2 separate regions of the Homo sapiens genome follow, and region 2 is linked to region 1. A link is an interaction called in ENCODE POLR2A ChIA-PET data of the cell type or tissue named here. Cell type or tissue: B cell. All regions are shown on one strand.

The links. Peaks named below come from ENCODE experiments on the same cell type or tissue, not always from the same donor. Only the 100,000 strongest peaks of a DNase experiment are listed, where the experiment ranks them.
Region 2: POLR2A ChIA-PET joins it to region 1 with 9 read pairs; 5 of 35 experiments call an interaction of 5 or more read pairs at or near these places.

Annotation. Positions count from the first base shown.
Region 1 is chr19:19,159,384-19,161,883 of GRCh38, forward strand. All of the region lies in intron 5 of BORCS8-MEF2B (BORCS8-MEF2B readthrough), which reads right to left. All of the region lies in intron 1 of MEF2B (myocyte enhancer factor 2B), which reads right to left. Among named protein-coding and RNA genes, the nearest start is that of MEF2B, 9.6 kb to the right of the region's middle. RefSeq lists an enhancer at 1,015-1,990 and a silencer at 1,236-1,565. In B cell, no CTCF peak of the experiment used is centred here; a DNase peak (open chromatin) is centred at 1,278; H3K4me3 peaks cover 1,035 bases; H3K27ac peaks cover 774 bases.
Region 2 is chr19:19,038,946-19,041,445 of GRCh38, forward strand. All of the region lies in intron 2 of ARMC6 (armadillo repeat containing 6), which reads left to right. Among named protein-coding and RNA genes, the nearest start is that of ARMC6, 6.6 kb to the left of the region's middle. In B cell, no CTCF peak of the experiment used is centred here; a DNase peak (open chromatin) is centred at 1,196; H3K27ac peaks cover 2,125 bases.

The sequences.
Region 1 (2,500 bases):
GCACTCCAGCCTGGGTGACAGAGTAAGACCCTGTCTCTAAAAATAAAAAAGCTCCTTGCTGCTTATGGCTGCTGTGGGGAGCAGTGTCTGTTCAGGCTAGAGTGAGGTGACAGGAAGAGGCTGGGCCAGTGGGAAATACAGAGTTTGAATGGAGACAGGGGTGGCACCTGGGCAGAAGTGGTGACCAAAGGGTGCAGGATGTGCTGGTGACCTGGGATAGAAGAGGAGCCTGGTGATCCCAGGCCTGAGCGATGTGGGGGTGAGGGGGAATTGGGAGGACAAAAGAAGAGCTCAGGAGTGCGGAAGCATCAGAAACTTTCTGGCAGTATCTGTGGTCACTAAGTCAATCAACAAACATTACCCTGAAGTCCTTCAAGCCATAGATTATCATCTCCCCAGCCTGGCGAGGCCCCTTAGCCCCCCAGTAATGGAGATGGGGTGCTGGAGGGAATCCCACCCTTCCACTGACCCTTCCCCTCTGGCCTCTCTGCGTGGTAGGACTCAGTTCTCTTACCTGTTAATTGGGGGTGAGAATCCTTCTCCCACCAGCTGGGAAGAGGGTAGGGAGCAGGGGTCTACTGAACTTTTTTTTTTTTTTTTTTTGAGATGGAGTCTCGCTCTGTTGCCCAGGCTGGAGTGCAGTGGCGTGATCTCGGCTCCCTGCAACCACTGCTTCCCAGGTTTAAGCGATTGTCCTGCCTCAGACTCCCGAGTAGCTGGGATTACAGGTGCACACCATCACACCCAGCTAATTTTTTATATTTTTGGTAGAGGCGGGGTTTCAGCATGTTGGCCAGGCTGGTCTCGAACTCCTGACCTCAAGTGATCCGCCTGCTTTGGCCTCCCAAAGTGCTGGGATTACAGGTGTGAGCCACCACACGGGGGCCTCTATTGAACTTTTCTTCTGGCTTCTGGGAAACCAAAAGGAAGAAGGTCTGGGCCTTGGAACTGGGGGCGCTGAGTCAGTACAGCATCCTGCAAGACCACCTTGAAATACTGTCATCAGTCACCTGCTTCCTCCCCCATAAAATGGGTCACAGGATCCTAACCTCACAGGCTTTGCAGAGGGGTTTAAGAGAAAAGATTAGGAACAAGTCAAGTTCCCTTTCTTGGCACCCCTGCGGGACTTTACTGGGGGGATGAGCTGCAGAGTCACTTCGCCAGACCCCTGAGCCCGCAGGGAGGCCACGGCTTGGCAGAGGAACCCAGGCCGGGAAAGGAGAAGTGAGAGGCAGGTGGGTTGGGTGGGGGTGGGGGTGAGGGCCCGCGGGAGGCGGTGAAGCGGGGAGGGGGCGCTGCTCCCGGCCCCTGCAGCGAATCAGGCCTGCCGCCCCGCCTCACGCAACCCAGGCTGTGGTTTCATCACCTGCTCCCCAAGTACCTCATTATGGGCGACAGGAAGAGCCCCTTGGAAAGCCAGGACCCCTCCTCCCCTCTCCTGGGGGCTCCAGCGGCTCCGACCCCAGCTGCAGGCGACCCTCCCTCCCCAGCCAGAGCCCTGGGCCCGCCTCCTCCCCGGGGGCCTAGGGAGGTGGTACCCAGGTGGGGGGGCATGTAGGTGACCTGGCGGCCTGGCTCAGTTCACAGCGGTCCCTGGAGCCCCGCACCTGCCCTCAGGGACTCAGGGGAGACGGTGGGCTCGGGCAGTGACTCCCCTGTTGCTGAGCTTCTCTGGAACTCAGTTTCCTCCTCCAGAAAGTCAGGGGGCAGCAGGGGCCACCTCGCTGAACTGGGGGGAGGGGCTTCACAGTAAGGTGCTTTACAGATGCGGGGAGGATTTGTGGTCGATGGGTCCTGATGCCTCTCAGAAGGCCTTGGGGTCACCTCTCCATCCTGGGGGAACCCAGCTCAGATTGCGGGCCCCAAAAAGTCCCTGGTGGAGTGCTGAGGGACAGGGGCGGATGGGGTTGGGGGTCACTCCATCCTTGTATGGGCATAATGGGAGGTAGAAATATTCCCCACACACGGAGACCCCCAAACAGAGCCGCAGAAAATCCACAGATGCCCGAAACAACAGATCCCCCAAATACACAAGTATTCCTCCTGCGAAAGTCCCCAAAATACATGCAGTTCACGATACGCCAAACCCCCCAACCCACACAGCTCTCCAAACACACACATCCCCAAAACACATCCTATTCCCTCTGCATAGACAGACCCCAAAAACACTCAGACATACCCAGATGCCCCAACACATGCCAATCCCCCAAATGCACAGACACATACAGATCTCCCTAAACACATGGCCGTCCCGCAAATACACACAGACCCCTTTCCCCTGAACAATGTGGAGACCCCCGCCAGACGCATGCAGACTCTTCCAAACATATGCAGACTCCCCCCAATCCATGCTGGTCCCCCATTACATAGGTAGGGCCCCCCCATCCCTGCAGTGATACCACCCACACTCTAGCTTTCTTCTTTTTTGTTTTTTTTTTTTGTGAGACAGAGTCTCACTTTGTCACCCAGGCTGGAGTGCAGTGGCGTGTTCTCTGCTCCC
Region 2 (2,500 bases), 120 kb before region 1:
GTCTCACTGTGTTGCCGCAGGCTGGTCTCAAACTCCTGTGCTTGAGTGATCCCCCCGCCTTAGCCTCCCAAGTTGCTGAGATTACAGGCACAAGTCATTGCTCAGTTCTTTTTGTTTTTAAACAGATTAGCACTTTAAGAAATTGAGCTATAATTTACATACCATAATATTCACTCATTTGATTTAGTAATTTTTTTTTTTCTTCTGGAGACATGGTCTCCCTCTGTCATCCAGACCGGAGTGCAGTGGCCCAGTCACAGCTCACTGCAGCCTTGAACTCCTGGGCTCAAATGATCCTCCTGCTTCAGCCTCCCGAGTAACTTCAACCACACGCAAATGCCACCACACCTGACTATATTTTTAAATTTTTTTGTAGAGACGGGGCCTTACTATGTTGTCCTTGCTGGTCTCAAACTCCAGACTTGAAACAGTCCTCCCACCTTGGCCTCCTAAAGCACTGGGATCACAGGTGTGAGCCACCATGCCTGGCCTGATGTAGTGATTTTACGTTTTCACAGAGTTGTACAACCATCATCACTATAATTCAAGAACGTTTTCATCACCCAGAAGGAAACCCTATACCCATTAGAAGTTACTCCCCATTCCCTCTCCTCCAGTCCCTGGCAACACCCAGTCTGCTTTTTGTGTCTGTGGATTTGCCTGTTCTGGATATTTCATGTCATTGGAATCGTGCAATATGAGGCTTTTCGTGTCTGGCTTCTTTGACGAGACATCATGTTTTTGAGGTCTATCTCCATTGTAGCATGCTTCAGCACCTCATTCCTTTCTCTGGCTGAGTAATATACCACCATGCGCACAGACCATTTTATCCATTCATCTGTTGGTAGACTCCGTCTCCTTTTCTTTGTTCTTGTGATTTATTTGTTGAAAACTCTGGGTGTTTGTCCTCTAGTTGACATTCTCTTCCCTAGTAGGGATTTTGCAGATCACATCCCCATGGTGTTGGTTAAGGTGTCAGAGCTGTGCTGTGCAATACCATAGTCACTCGTCACACATGGCTATTTACATTAACAAATTAAAATGAAATAAAATTACACACTCAGTTCCTCAGCCACACTGCCACACTTCAGCTGTGTGATAGCCACAGAGGCCAATGGCTTCTGTACTAGGCAGTGCAGATAGAGAACGTTTCATCATAGCAGGAAGTGCCCTGAATGCATGATCAGATTCGGGTTTGAGATTTTGGCACGATGACTTCACAGGTGCATTTTGTTCTTGTTCAGGAGGTAGGTGTTGCTGGTTTCTCTTGATGATGTGAGATCAAGCAGTAGACTGAGTTCCTGTCTACCCCTTGTTGGGCTCCCATCAGTTTTACACCTGATGGTTTTGGATCCTGTGGGATCATTATCTGTTTCTCTCCTGTCACAGCTGATCAGCTGGAATCGGAAGCAGAACTTTTCCTCATCCTCTTTTTATAACCTGGGACTCATTTGTACAAGGGAGGCAGGTTAAGTGCTAGGTTTTTTTTAAAAAAATTGTTACTAATTATTGTAGAGACAGTGTCTCGCTACGTTGGCCAGGCTGGTCTTGAACTCCTGGATTCAAGTGATCCTCCCATCTCAGCCTCCTGAGTAGTAGCTGGGAGTACAAGAGCATGCCACCACTCCCTGCCAAGAGCTGGATTCTTGGCCAGTTTTCAGAAGCCTGAGCTGTATTTGTTTTAGTATTATGAAAGCACAGAGTTTGACTTTTTTTTTTTTTTGCAACATCGTCTGACTGTCAGCCAGGCTGGAGTGCAATGGCATGATCTCGGCTCACTGCAACCTCCGCCTCTGTGCTCAAGTGGTTCTCCTACCTCGGTCTCCCTGATTGCTGGGATTACAGACGTGAGCCACCACACCTGGCCCAGATTTTGATTTTGATATGTACTGGATTTTTTTTTAATGCTCACTTGTCTCATCTGTAGCTACCAGGCATCCCTTAGGGTTTGGAAGCTTCCTTGCTTCCTGGTCTCACAAGACCCCAGCGTTACCTGCCCCATGACCTGCTGGGACTTGGAATCAGCCATTCCTCCAGAAGCCCTGGCTCCTTGTTTTTAAAGATTTTATGTAGAGACAGGGCCTCCCCATGTTGTCCAGGCTAGTGTTGAACTCCTGGCCTCAAGCCATCTTCCTGCCTCAGCCTCCCAAAGTGCTGGGATTACAGGAGTGAGCCACCTAGCCCTGGCCCCAGCTCCTTTTCGTGGGAAATGGTAGAAACCATACATGGTGTTAGAGGTATTCAGTGCTCCTGTGCTGTCATTTCTCCTAGGCATTTTTAGTTGCTATGACTAGAAAATTAGATCTTTGTTTACCTAAGAGAAAACACATGATGGGTTTATATGGATATTCCCATTTCATATATAGGAGTTCTGAGATTTTTTTTCTCAACTTTATCGAGGTATAGGATGTACTTTTTTTTGAGACGGAATCTTGCTCTGTTGCCCAGGCTGGTGTGCAGTGGTGCAATCTCGGCTCACTGCAACCTCTGCCTCCTGGGT